Regions from separate parts of the Mus musculus genome. Here region 1 is linked to region 2. The links are chromatin contacts, found by Hi-C or POLR2A ChIA-PET in ENCODE. All regions are on one chromosome and are shown on one strand. The core of a region is the stretch at or near the end of the contact, and the rest is flanking DNA. Distances in the headings are between cores, read along the strand shown. Region 1 holds the start of Nudt5 (nudix (nucleoside diphosphate linked moiety X)-type motif 5). Region 2 holds the start of Camk1d (calcium/calmodulin-dependent protein kinase ID).

Evidence for each region. A loop is a pair of places that touch in the nucleus more often than their neighbours do. ChIA-PET counts read pairs that join two places held with the same protein, here RNA polymerase II (POLR2A).
Region 1: a map of regulatory T cell shows a loop between it and region 2 (2.0-fold over the local background). The contact joins the promoter of Nudt5 here to the promoter of Camk1d in region 2. A Hi-C loop is called at or near these places in 1 of 37 maps with a recorded cell type or tissue (regulatory T cell). POLR2A ChIA-PET finds 5 or more read pairs at or near these places in 2 of 5 experiments (both embryonic stem cell).

What each region holds. Positions count from the first base shown.
Region 1 is chr2:5,839,350-5,846,481 of GRCm38, reverse strand. Nudt5 (nudix (nucleoside diphosphate linked moiety X)-type motif 5) reads right to left here and starts at 1,448. Exons shown (of 10, transcript NM_016918.3): 1 at 1,097-1,448. Cdc123 (cell division cycle 123) reads left to right here and starts at 1,305. Exons shown (of 13, transcript NM_133837.5): 1 at 1,305-1,647; 2 at 4,458-4,529. The coding sequence starts at 1,574.
Region 2 is chr2:5,712,709-5,720,232 of GRCm38, reverse strand. Camk1d (calcium/calmodulin-dependent protein kinase ID) reads left to right here and starts at 5,471. Exons shown (of 11, transcript NM_177343.4): 1 at 5,471-6,087. The coding sequence starts at 5,996.

The sequences.
Region 1 (7,132 bases), core at 199-2,698, 130 kb before region 2:
TCAAAACAACAAACAAGCAACAAAACCCAGGATTGATTAATTCTGGATACCACCATTCTTAAATAAGAAGCTCTGCTATCCACAACACATCATTATACACTGCAACATTATAAACCATTGATCTTGATTTTGGAAGGTATTCTTTAAGCAATGCTTCCAACCACTTTACCTGTAACATTTCAAACAATGTATACCTCTCCTGTGTGTGTGTGCACGCGCGAGCACGAATTCTAATTCAAAATACAGAGGATTCTGTTCATCAGTTCTAACAAATACCTTTCTAAAGAGGTCAACAGTGGCTGGGGTTTTTCCTCTCTCTCTAATTTAAACTGCTTAGATGCGCTGTGGAAAATGCAATTTATTTTTCTGTGAGGGTGAGTATCAGAAATGTGGTGCTTCTGGACAAATACGTGCTTGGAACATGCCCAAGGCTTCTACATTACAGGAAGCACCAGAGGGTTTGAAAGGCCTGTCTCTTGCAGCTGGTGATTTTTTTCCTTTTTTTTTTTTTTTTTTAAAAAGAAACTGAACTTTGTAGGATGATAGATGGAAAAAGGAGTAGGGAGAAAAATGATATCACAAGTTGTCGTATACAAACTCTTCCAACCTTTTACGATTTCATCATTGCAGAGACATTGATAAAAATATGTGCTTTTTCCACACTGGTAACTTTTTCGGAATTGGACTAAACTTTAAGCTTAAAAGACACAACTTTCCCCTTTTTCTTGATTTCTCAGACGAACATCGCTTCTTTCATCTTCAGGATCGTAAAATACCACCCTCCTCCCCAGAATCGTGCATGCGGGACTTCTTCCCTGTGTCTCTAAAATCTACTTTCCGGAATGAGAAGGGGCCATCCTTCTTGTAGATGCCTCAACTGATGTGTTCCAACATTTACTGTGCTGTTCCCAGGTTCCTCTCGTAGCCCAGGCTGGTCCGCCTGGATCCCGGGTTCTCGTCTCGCGCTCAGGCGCAGACGCGGAGACACGCGCGCGCGGCGGGCTGTACTCTGGGCACCATCGGTTGTGCTCGCGCCCTTTTTTCCCTTCCCCTCTCCAAGGACACTTAGTACCGAGGTTGGCTCGCGCCCACTTACCTACACTAAACTGTGGGATGTGGAAGGGATTGAGGAGGAAAGGAAAAAGGATCAGGCAGAAGCTGCAGTCTCCGTAGAATCAGGCGCCACCGCTAGAGACACCGGCGCCTCTCGTGGTGCAAGGAGGATGTGCACACGTCCTCCTCCAGGCACCCGTAGAAGCTCAGCTAGCTTCAGATGATTACCTTCCGGGTCGAGGTGCATACAGACGAAAGCGGAGATGTAAGCTTCCTAAAAATCTACGCTTTCGTGCCTCTTCTCTGCGGACTCAGATCTCTGTGTGTCTTGCGCGTCTGTGTGGGCACGCTAAGCATACAGTCTACCATGGCTCTAGAGTCTAGCGCCAGCGGACTTTTACGGACCGGAAGAGTCCTTTCTTTAAGACGGCTCGGTCGGCACTTCCGGAAGTGCTGCGCAGGGTTCCGGGAGAGGGCTGGCGGGAGAGGGAAAGGCGGCTATTGACGCGGCAGCTGGAGAATGAAGAAGGAGCATGTTAGTCACTGTCAGTTCTCCGCGTGGTACCCACTTTTCCGAAGCCTTACCATCAAGAGGTAACCTATCCCGGAGTCAAACCGGGGGGTTTGGGTAAATCCCATCCCTTCAGAAAACTAAACAAAATCCGCAGGCCTTCTACTCAGTGGGAGCGACTGTGTCGAGCTGCGGATTTTCTATTGGCTTTGACGGAGCAAGATTAACAAGTAGATCAGTGTTTGCCGTGCGTCCTGTTCGGAATCAAAGAGCGAGTCGAGGGAGGTAGGGAGGCGGTGGGGGTCCTCGGTAGGGTAGATTGAAATAGATACTTTGGGAATTGTCAGAAGCGCAAGGCAATAAACAAAACAAAACTGGAGACTTTGCCTGCTGCTGACCGACAACCCCCTCTGGTGAGAGTTGCGTTCCATCATTGTACAATGAGAACAGTGATACAGACGGTACCTCCAAGTCTGGATGAAGCTCCAGTTTGGTAGTGTGTATAGGTTGCATTGCTACTGACGATCCAGTGTTCTGAGAAGAAGCAACCCATCTGGAGAGAAAGTGGGATCGTTTGGTTTTTGGTTTTGGGTTTTTTTTTTTTTTTTTTTTTTTTTTTTGATTTTTGAGACAGGGTTTCTCTGTGTAGCCCTTGCTGTCCTGGAACTCACTTTGTAGACCAGGCTGGCCTCGAACTCAGAAATCCACCTGCCTCTGCCTCCCAAGTGCTGGGATTAAAGGCGTGAGCCACCACCGCCTGGCTGAGAAGGTGGGATCCTATTCTCTAGTTCTCTGGCCTGGAACAAGGAATCTGTCCAGGTTTGCAGAATGCCCACGGTGAATTGGTGCATCCAAAAACAAAACAAAACAAAACCACAAAAAACAAAATCCTGCCCCCAAGAATTAGATTGTAGAGTCAGAACCCTCTGTCTGGCTTTGAATTCTGGTTCTATCAGCATCTTCAGCAAATTACTTAATCTCTCTAAACCACATTTGAAAACTTAGAAACATAATAGGATTGTCATGAGAATTGCAAAAGAAAAAAAATACTTAAAATGTTGCCACTCTTTTGTAGCACATAGTAAACACATGAAAAATGTTGCCTGTTACCTTTTGGATTTAATAAAGCCTCATTAAAGTGAATTTTTTTTTTTTTAATTTTATTTATTTTATTATTATATGTAAGTACACTGTAGCTGTCTTCAGACACACCAGAAGAGGGAGTCAGATCTTGTTACGGATGGTTGTGAGCCACCATGTGGTTGCTGGGATTCGAACTCTGGACCTTCGGAAGAGCAGTCGGGTGCTCTTACCCACTGAGCCATCTCACCAGCCCCAAAGTGAATTATTTTAGTACACTTAAAATGTATGCCACATATAGGTGGATATGAGGATGGTAACGAGAAGGAAGTCAACCAATAACTGGGATTTTCTGGCATCCCTAGACAAGTCTGTGACTACATATGTGTACACACGTGCCCATGTGTCCATATTGGGCATATGGAAGTTACAGGATAACTTGCAGGAGTTTGTTTTCTCCTCTACCACATGAGTCCTGGGGATTGAACCTCAAGCTGTCAGATTTGATGGCTGGTACCTTTACCCACTGCTAAGCCATCTTACCTATCCCCCATGAAAGCATTTATTCTGTGCAGGACAGCCCTCCTACATTCCAGACAAATCATGTGGAGTCATATGGCAGCCTGCTTCAGTTGTTTGTTTCAGTGCTCAAGATATACATTCTGGCTACTGCTGTAGCATTAGTATTTTATTTTTATGACTTTTGGTTCAGAGCTGATTATGCAAATTCATTTTAGAAAATAATTTTTCTTTGTTCTTCCAGAATTCTATATATGCATACAATGTATTTTGACCCTGTTTACTCCCTGTTACCCCCTTCCACTTCTCTCAGGTCTAAGTAACAGGGTCCACCTCCCAACTTAGTGATGCCTGTGTGTCTGTGTGTGTGTGTGGGGGGGCATCCACTGAGCCTGGGAAATCTTCTAGTGTCCTCAGCACCAAAGAAAAATGACTCTGCTTCCCACAGCAGGCAATTGTCAGTAGCTATCAGCTAGGAGTAGGGTTGAAAGTTTCTCCCTGTTTGTCCTGGAACTCTACCTGGCCTGATCTTTAGCCGGTAACCAGAGCAGGTGAGTGCCCCGCCACATCAGGTCTAGAAGACAACAGCTCACATTGTCCGTCCTCTGGCCTCTACCCACTGGTTAGCAATGTTTCCTGAGCCTTGGTGTGAGGTTGATGTAGCTGTCCCATTGAGAAGTGAGCATTCCGCAGACACTCATTCACACACTTATTCTCGCCACTCTGATTTCTGTCTGGTTGTCTGGATTTGGCTAGTCTTTTATTTTTTCTTTCTTTCTTTCTTTCTTTCTTTCTTTCTTTCTTTCTTCCTTCCTCCTTTCTTCTTCTTTCTTTCTTTTTTCTTTCTTCTTCTTTCTTCCTCCTTCTTCTCCTTCTTCTTCTCCTTCTCTTTCTCCTTCTCTCCCTCCTCCCTCCTTCTCCTTCTCTTCCTCCTCCTCGTCCTCCTCTCCTTCTCCTTCAAGACAGGGTTTCTCTGTATAGTCCTGGCTGTCCTGGAACTCACTCAGAAATATGCCTGCCTCTGCTTCCCAAGTGCTAGGACTAAAGGCGTGCGCCACCACTGCCCAACAGTCTTTTGCTTTCTTATTTAATCTAAGAACTATTGTGGTGTAAGCTGCATTGTGTACTCATAGTATATGGTTCCTGGTTGTACTTCTCTGTTCCATGTTAAAATTAAAATAATGTAAATGCTTTTTTATCTTTACAGTGACTATAAAATGGCCGTTGGGAGGCTTTTCTCCCCGCTATGGCTGGTCCTTCTAAATGATGCCTTTTTGCTGTATTTTTTCCCCAGTGTCATCCTCCCGCTTCCTCAGAATGTGAAAGACTATCTACTTGATGATGGGACTCTGGTGGTCTCAGGAAGGTAAAGTATTGAGAAAACAGCTCTCTTCTCTTTCCAACCTAATGTTTATATTGGTTCTCTTCTGTGTCAGCCTCCCCACCCCTGTGACCTCCCTCAAGAAAAAACGTCCAGGTTGTGCTATCTAGGTAAGCACTGGAACCCCTTAAATAGAACTGAGTCCCCCCTCCCACCTCCCCACGACCCAGGAACCATCAGTTAAATAGAACTGAGTCCTCCCCTCCCACCTCCACACGACCCAGGAACCATCAGTTAAATAGAACTGAGTCCCCCCTCCCACCTCCCCACAACCCAGGAACCATCAGTTAAATAGAACTGAGTCCTCCCCTCCCACCTCCCCACGACCCAGGGACCATCAGTTAAATAGAACTGAGTCCCCTCCCACCTCCCCACGACCCAGGGACCATCAGTTGTGGAGAGCAACGCTTAGCATCCTTCTTACGCTTTTTAAAAAGAGTTCTCTTCGATGGCGTCCTTTCTAGGCCAGAAAACCATGCTTTATAATCATAAAGAAGCAGTACTGGTTACATCTCAGCATGTTCGCATAGTGAAGAGGGCGCTGTGTTAGCCTGGACGCACCGTCCTCTTCACTATGGGGGCAGAGGCAGATGGATCTCTGGGAGTTCAAGGCCAGCCTAGTCTACACAGCAAATTCCAGGCTAGCTTGAACTTCATAGTGGGAGTCTATCTCAGAATCAACACGTAGGCACGTCCTAGAGATTCATGCTTTGGTCCTCATGGTTGCACGACAAGTACTTTTACCCCTGAGCTACCTCCTTGGCCCCTTGTTTATCTTTTGAGACAGAGTTCTGGCACCCTCCCATACTGGCCTGAAGTTTGCTGTGTCTTCCAGGTTGGCCTCCAGCCTTGGGACACCTTGTCGTTGTTCTGAGCGCTGAGGCTTCCAGGCAAGCAGCACCACACCACCTTCGTCAACGTTTTGTTCTTCACAGATGACTCATCACAGTCCCTCTGCGCTTCAGCAGCTGCCCCGGAAGTCCCTCTAGTTTTCATTCAGCCCTCTGCCGAGACTTAAAGCTTCACGCTCACTCTCGTCAGTGGCTGGATGGACAGTCACCCCGCTGTACATCTTCCCCCCCTCAGCTCCTCTTATTTTGTGGTGATATTTCTTTCCATCATTGCCTAAAGGAATTCAGTCAGATGAGAGCAGGAGCCTTCCTCACCTCAGCTCTTGGAATAGCAGTACCTGGCACCTCCAAGGTGCTTGACAGGCACCTGTGAAATGGACCCTACACTTGTAATTACAGTGTATCTTTTCAGTAATGCTAGCAGGAACTGTATTTAACTTTTATTTTTTAGTTAATTTTTGAGATGTGGTCTCATTATGTTGCCCAGGTAGGCTCCATAGCCTTTTTTCTCAGTCTCTTGATTGCTGGGGTTAGAGATGTGTGGCAGATGACCAACTTGGCCTCTTTATTACCTGCTGGACTTTTAGTGTAGATTTCTGCATGGTATTTCTGGCTTCTTAGCATTGAGAACCCATTTTGTTTGTTTTTTGTTTTTCAAGAATGAGGTTCTCTGAGTAGCTCTGCCAGTTCTGGAGCTTGGTGTGTAGACCAGGCTGGCTTCAGACTCAGATATCCCGTCTCTGACTCCTGTGTGCTGGGATTAAAGACGCGTGCCGCTGCCGCCACCAACACCTGGCCATTGAGAACCCCTTTATAATTTGAAAATTGTTAGAGTAGAGTGTCATTAACTTGGTATAATTAAAGGCCAAGGACATTAACATTTCATAAGTGTACTTAAAAATATATATGTATGCACGTGCGTACATATACGAGTATTTGTATGTGCATATATCTGTTTTTAATGGGTACACTATATGAGGTGAGGGTGCTGCCCCCAAGAGCCATGCCCTCATCTAGCAAAACCCGCAGTGCTAGGTTAGGGTCCTTCCTAACAGTTAGTTTATGATCTGAATTTAATCTCTTGTACTGAAACTGCTATACCTAAAAGAAGTATATATAAAACTGCACAGTATAATTGACCTCCTTATAAGTTTCTGTGCTGTGAACAGAAGAGTCTCCTGTGTTGTTTATTCACCAGTCTGATGCTTGCACAAGTCTCAGGTGTTGGCAAGCATTGTGTAGAGTGTTGGTTAGTGTCGGTGTTGTATAACACAGTGAACAGTGTCAGTCATTGTTGTGTAACACAGTGAACAGTGTCAGTAGGTGTTGTATAACTGAACATTGTCAGTCGGTGTTGTATAACACAGTGAACAGTGTCAGTCAGTGTTGTGTAACACAGTCAACAGTGTCAGTCAGTGTTGTGTAACACAGTGAACAGTGTCAGTAGGTGTTGTATAACAGTGAACAGTGTCAGTCGGTGTTGTATAACACAGTCAACAGTGTCAGTCGATGTTGTATAACACAGTGAACAGTGTCAGTCGGTATTGTATCACAATCAACAGTATCAGTCGGTGTTGTATAACACAGTCAACAGTGTTAGTAGGTGTTGTATAACAGTGAACAGTGTCAGTTGGTGTTGTATCACACAGTCAACAGTGTCAGTCGGTGTTGTGTAACACAGTGAACAGTGTCAGTAGGTGTTGTATAACAGTGAACAGTGTCAGTCGGTGTTGTATA
Region 2 (7,524 bases), core at 4,222-6,721:
TTCCAGGACAGCCAAGGCTGTCCAAAAAACCTTGTCTTAAAACAAATAAACAAAAAATAAACAAACCCAAAACAAACAAACAACCTCTCACAACAAAAAGCAACCTTCCCCCAAAAGTAAGTAAGGAGTCCCAGCGTCGGCCTAGTGGTTGACAGCACTGGCTGCTTTTCCAGAGGACCCAGCTTTGATTCCCACCACAGGACAGCGGCTCATGCCCTTCTGTAAGTCCAGTTCCAGGGGAACCGACAGCCTCTGCTGACCTTGGAGGACACCAGGTATGAATCAGGTACAAACACTCACACAAATAAAATAGATCAAAACACTTTTTTTTTTAAGTAGTAAAAAGAAAGCTGGTACTGCAGCTCAGACATAATGCCTAGAAAAAGAAAAAGTCTGCAACAGAGTGATATGTAGATATGGATATAGAAATATAGATGTAGATCTTCATAATTCATATGAACTGACTTTTTAAAAGAAAGCTCAAGTATCTCTTTGGAGATAAGTTATTAGGACATCTTGATATTGACCATTGATATATATATATATATATATATATATATATTTTTAATTTGGCCCTTTTTCCTTTTTTTTTCTCCCTGGCTAGGATCAATCCGGGGCCTTACATATGAGAGCCAAGCGCTCTACCTTCCACCCCTTCAAAGTTTTGTATTTATCTTTATGTATGAGTGTGTGGCCTGCATGTATGTCTGTGACCTCACGTGTACCTGCTAAGCAGTGGTGAGAACAGGCATGGGATCCCCTGGAATTGGAGTTATGGGTGGCTGCGAGCCGCTAGGTAGGCTCTAGGGATGAACTCAGGACCTGTGCAAGAGCAGTGAGTGCTCCTCACTGCTGAGCCATCTCTCCAGCCACTGATTAATATATTTTTAGGCAAAAAAAAAAAAAAAAATCTAAACAAAACTTACTACATTTTCCGAGATAAAGTGACTAGTGCCATGGATGAGCTTGTCATCACATGAAAACCTGAATGGATTTGGGTGTTCTAAAAATCATCTATCTAGTGGATGTGCCATAGGCCTGTCTACAAACGGTTTTAAATTACACTCAAGTATATGCACAAATCACTGGGATAGCTGGGACTTGGACCTCATTGCTGAATTGCTAGTTCTTTCCATCATCCCTGCTTGTTGGAATGTCTTATCACATTTGGCATAGTAGTCTGAAGAGAGGTAATTTAGCAACTTTCAAATTTTAAATGCACACCTGCTTTAGATTAGTGCAGCCTCTCCAATCCATTTGTTCAGTTCTCTACCTGGGCCATATAAAATGGGGGTCAGATGGAAAGAGTTTATGAGTGTAAAATTAGTAACCCTTTAATGATGGGTCATTACAACACCTTTTCCTTGAACTCTTTAAGTAAACAAACGTTAAGGGATTTAAGGAAATATAAAGACTTTGACCTGTGTTAGCCATGGTCCCATCAGCTATAACCAATGCCCGGTGTGCCAAGGATGTAGCTCAGGGGTAAGGCAGGTGCTTGGCACTTGTGAAGCTTCGGCTTCAATCTCCAGTGCCAAAAAAAAAAAAAAAAAAAAAAAAAAAAACCAACAAAAGCCAAAACCAAAACAAACAAACAAACAAACAAAGCAAAAAAACCAAACCAAACCAATCCAAAACAAACCAACGAATCAAAAACAACTCATGCAAACGGCAAAGGAAAAGAAAAGCCCACAAACAATGAAATGATAACCATCTAGAAACAAAAGGCTTATCTGAATCCCAGTTGTGCACATCAGTCCCCCCTCTGGTGTGGGGTATGTATTACGTCAGAAGTATTGTGGTAGATTAAAATCACTCGCCTCTGAGTAAGAGGTAGGAGGAAGAGACCTGTATCCCACATTTTTCTTAAAGGTCATACCTCGGTGACCTAAAGAGCTTTCATTGGGCCCTACCTCTCAAAGGTTCAGCTCCCTCTCAGTAAAGTCATAATAGGGAGCAAGGCTTTTTCAAACTCGGATCCCCAAAGGGCCTTTACCATTCAGACTCTAGCAGAATCCAAGCCTTAATAATCCAGAAAACCTGCCAAAGCTTTTTGGAATAGAGTTGTTGAAGAGATGACATCTGCTGATTGACAGGCTGGAGTTTATTGAAAAGAGACTTAGGGATGAAACACAGAGTGATTGGCAGCTATCAGCTCTTCAGCCAGAGACTGTGGCAACTGGGAACGGATGGGCGCTTACTTCAGAGGACAGTCTAAGGATCGACTGTCCAATAAATAGAATTGTGATGTTTGCAAGGTTAAGGTTGAAGTATTCTTTTTTAAGTTTTAATTTTTTAAACCTTTCTGGGTTTTCATCTATGTGTATACCAGATGCATGCAGTGCCCACAGGGGCCAGAAGAGGGCATCAGATCCCTCAGGATTGGCGTTACATGTAGCTGTGAGCCACCGTATGGGAGCTGGGAATCAAACCCTAGTCCTCTGCAAGAGCAGCCAGTGCTCTTAACTGCTGAGCCGTCTCTCCAGCCCCAGATGCCTTCTTAAGGGACAGAAGGCTTGATGTTTAATTGCTCCTTCCAGGAACAAGAGCTTTTGTTTATTTTACATGGCATCTGGTGAGGGAGAAATGAAAATAATACAGTCCAAATGAATGTGTCTTTGGCATTCCCATTTTCTACGGGCCACTGGATCTGTGCTTCTGGGTGTGATTTGCCAGCTCTCTATTAAAAAGCTATTTTACCCCCCTCAAGAACCTACTCCAGATGGAAATAGCTTTTTATCAGTGAACCAACATCATTATGGAGTTTGGACAAGAAAGCGAGCTCCTTCCCAGCGTTGCTACTCACACAGCAAGTGTCAGAGAGTCGGCTGAGGTCTGCTTCTTTATTCAGGCGACATTCCTTTATCGTCCAGCCACAGTGTGTAAATGTCTGCAGTAATGGGAATGTCATGGGCTTGCTCTCAAGGAGCGTTGTGTGGCTTGGTAGGAAACGGGCATGGCTGTGTGTGTGTGTATGTAGGAGAAAGGACAACCTCAGTTGCCACTCTCATCGACCATCCACTTCACTTTTTATTAGTAGTATTTTTAATGATCTCTTACTGGCCTAGAACTCACCAAGTAGGCTAGGCTGGCTGTTTGGGTGGGCACTGTGTTCCAGAATTCTCTCATCTCCACCTTCCTAGCCTTGGGATTACAAGTGTTTGTCACCGCAGCTGGTTTATTATTATTATCTTATTATTATTATTGCTAAAAACAGAAACAAAAAATATACTCCAAACCACCTGGATTCGGGGGGATCAAACTTAGGTCCTCACATGTGCAAGACAAGCACTTTACCTACTGAACCATCTCCCAGGTCCTTATCTCTGCTTTTCTTATGAGATTGGAATTGCCTGTCTTTGATCAAACGGAAAGAGAGGGAGATGGAGAAGGAGAAAGGAAACGATACAGAAGGGGCACAGGACAGTGTCGCTGGGTTCTGTTGACCCATGCTTTATGCAATAAGATACAGTGTATACAGCTCTTACTGGAGGGGTGCTGTATGCTTTGGACTTTGGGCATGTCTCCATCTTGGAGAGAGGTTCCTTAGTTCTCCCCCACCCCCACCCCCACCCCTCAGATATTGTTTGTACGATTTCTTCTGGGTTTGTAAAAGCAAGCACAGTCATGTGGGCATAATGACATTCTGACGTTAATCCCATAAGATTATAATGGAGCTGCAAAATTCCTATGGCCCAGTGACCTCTTAGCCAGTCATAACATCAGTGTGACCCATTACTCATGGGTCTGTGGTATTGGTGATGTAAACAGACCTACGATGGTGTGCTTTGCCTAGAAATACTGTAGATATCATTCCTTAGGTAGACAATGCTTGATAGTAAATGACTCTTACTGAATTATCTATTTAGTGGGTTGGACTTTTTTTTTTTTTTTTAGATTATGTTTCTTCTGCTTGTGAAAGAAAACTTGACTGTAAGTCAGTTTGCTATATTATGCCGGCAGTACCCTCTTGTATCTTGTATTTACCGTGCCTCTCGATTGCATCATTTTGTCTTGTGCTTGATTTAATTTCATGTTTTGTTCATTATGGCTCTAGGAGCAATAGGCTGTTTCTCCCCAACCTCCAAGCCCGTGAGCGTGTGTATCCCACAGGCTGGGTGTGTGCAGCATCCAGGTCTGTGTAAATACACTTAACATGATGATCATATGACTCGGTTGTCACACTCCTAAACAACCAATGGTTATAACCCTCTTCTCTGCTGTTCTCAGCTTCAAGAGCTTAGGACTAAGGGCCAAAGAAACGTGGAAAACAGCACTGAGAATCTAGGGATAGGTAGATTTTTCTTCTAACCTCCTTGGGAGTCCACAAAGGGCTCCAAGGCAGAGCCTCTGGCCAGTCTGAACCAATGGGGAGGTGTTGGGGGGGGGGGATTTCTTTTTCTGAAAGCAGATTCACACCTCCTCCTCCTCCCCCCTCTCAAATTGGAACAGTCCTGGGAAAATGGGACAGGTGTCCCCAGTTAAGAGACAGGGCTGTTTACTCAATTCAGCCGAACAGCTCTAAGGGAGAGGAAGTCTTGCTACAAAGAAAACTTAACATTTCCTATCATGAGGTAGTAGTCCCTGCCAGTTGAACCAAAGGACCAACTGGAAACGCTGCCTACTGTCCTCTAACAGGTGAATACCAGGTGAGAGTGGGCAGGTCAAAGTTCACTCTGGAGACCAGAGGCCTGAGGAAAATGTATCTCTGCTTCTACCTTAACCTTCTAAGTAAGCCACTTGCGGGGTATGCTGATGGGGGAAGGCGCTAGAGAGAGGCGTCTTTCCATTGAATCGGTGTAATTTGGCCACGGCCTCAGAGCATCAGGAGTAAAGTGAGAAAGAGGAAATCAGAAGGGTTCAAACACTAGTCAGTCCAGTCACTCCAGTTCTGGGCCAGGCCAGCCACCATGTCCCGCATCCACCCATCACTTGGCCGCCAAATAACCCCTGGAGTTTTACTCCGGAAGGGACCACCAGGCGGTGATTGGCTCGTCTTGGGCGTGCCTGTCCGATACATCCCGAGGTTTCCTTTAGCTGCTCCAAAACTGACGTGAAGCAGATTTTGGTGCAATGCGAATTAGCTCCAGCAGCGGAGTCCGGAGGTGACTGCCGAGCTCCGGGAGCGCCTGCTGGGGCAAAGCTGCGGCCAGGAGTCAACGCCCGCCTGCCGATGGCTCCATCCAGGCCGCCGCCCATTGCCTTGACAACAAGCCCCCACCCGCCCTCCTGCACAGCAGGCTTGGGTCACCGGCTCTTGGGTATGCGAAGGCGCCCCGCCCTGGGCGCCCCGCAACCGTGAGCCGCGCAACCCCACCTTGCCGAGAGCTTCCGAGCGCCAAGCAGAGGCGCCCCCTCCTGCTCGAAGAGGGAAAGCCCGGGCGCCCCCAGCATTGACTTCATAATAAAGCTCCCTAAAGGCTAGGGCTCCCCCGCGCGTTCCGGCGCCCTGCACCTGCTGGGTTCTCCCACCCGCCCTCGCCCGGGGACCCAGGGTGCGCGGACGGCCTGGGAGCGTGCGTGGCTCCGTGGTCAAGTGCTGCATCCCGGCGCCCAAGCACGGAGCTCCTGGGGAGGGGAGGGGGAGCGGGACATCCCCGAAGGCCGCCTCGCGGGAGGCGGGGAGGCTGCCGGGTGCACTGGGAGGGCGGGGAGCCCGCGGGAGGAGGCGGGCTGGGGGAGTGGGGCGGGCGGCGGGGAGGGAGCAGGAGCCAGGCAAGAAAGTAGCAGAAAGTGAGGCTGGCAGGCGGCGGCAGAGGCAGGAAGTCTTTGCCGGAGAGCAGTAGAAATTAGAGCCAGGGAGGGACCGCGGCGGCAGCAGCCAAGGCGAAAGAGGAAACTGCCGAAGAGGAAGCTCTGCGGCAGCCCGAGCCTCCCTGCGCTCCGCATCCTCCCGCTCCGCATCCCGGCGCCGGGCATCCCCCGGAGCCCGCGCCGCGCCTCCGGCGCCCCTTCCCCAGCGCAACCCTCGGCCGCCCTACAGCATTAGTCTGCCATGGCCCGGGAGAACGGCGAGAGCAGCTCCTCCTGGAAAAAGCAAGCAGAAGACATTAAGAAGATCTTCGAGTTCAAGGAGACCCTCGGAACGTAAGTGGGTGCTGGGGACCAGCGGGTGGAAGTAGCATCGGTGGCGGCAGCAGCGTCGGCTGCTCCTGCTGCTACCGTCGCCACCGCCACCGCGGCAGAAACTGGCTGGTCGATGCGTCCTCATTGTCCCATAGTCCGCTCTTATGGAGACCCTCCGCGAGTCCACCGCGTGGGTCTGCGCCCACGGTTGACACCTCTCCTGGGCGGGGGAGGGGAGCGCAGGGCGCGCAGAGAACAGCCCACGCGGGCGGGCGACTTTCCTTTTCCCTTGCCACCACCGCCCTCCACTGATTTTCTCCCCACGCGTGACTGTGGGCTGAGCATGGTGGATCTCGCTGATCGCTGGCTGTGTGCACTTACTCATCGTGTGTATGGGCGCACTGGGCCGACGAAAGTGGTCACGAGGAAATTCAGCTTTTGGTCCTACCCTTACATCATATATTCCTATGGAATTGACATATGCACGTACTAGGTGTAGACAAGACTTTGGCTGGCCTCAGGATGATGGGAGGGAAGAATTTCGCAGTATTCAGAGTGACATGTGGTCAGAGCTTCATCTGTGTGTACATCTCACCATAGGGTCAGATGCCCGGCGCTGGGGTTCATGTCCGGGTGGGAGGAGGATCAGTGAGTCTTTAGGGGCGGTTCTCTCCGGGGCTCATGCTTGATGGTTACATCTCCAGAAAGCAGAAATAATCAAAAGTGTGTGTCATCAGAGCTCTGAACATGTGCCACTCAGTACAGCTGCAGTTCCCTTCCTGCGCATGAGTTGGCTTTGTTTTGTTTTGAAGCGCCTCAGATAGGTACAGGGGCTGTGAAAGAATTCAGCGCCGCGGAAAGAGTCTGAAGTTCAAGTTATTTTCTTCCACCACTTGATCGGTTTCTGGTTTTGATCGGTATCTGTACATGAAGATACAGTCTCACACGTGCTCCGTAAAATGAACCTTTTGCTGGGGTTTAGGAGGGTGCTGATGACTCGGAGAAAAGGAGGTGGTGATTCCCGGGTGTATCTGTGTTTCTGGGCGCTTATCTCTCCTCCTGCCCTCTCGGCCTTCTTATTTCTGGGCTTGGTTTGCTTTTCCAGGACCTCAGTTTTCAAGCCTGCTCGAAGTGCAGAGTCCCACAGCTAAATATTGGTAATTATTTCCCTCCACCCCTCCTGTACCCCATCTGCAGTGTGTCCCCCAGAGACAAGTCGGAGGGTGGCCTTGTCAGCTGTGCTCCCAGATCCCTGGGACAGACCTGTGCAGTGTGCTGAAGCTCTCAGTAGGGTCACCCTGCTGTGCCTGCTGGGCACCAGGGAAGGCATCTCTGTGCACGTACTTGCTGTTTTGTGGAAATAAAACAAGAGGGCTCTTAGCTTTTTAGTACAGGGGGTGGGGGTGGGGGTGGGGTTCCTGGCTAAGAGATTACTTCTGGTCCAAACTTTTAAAATTT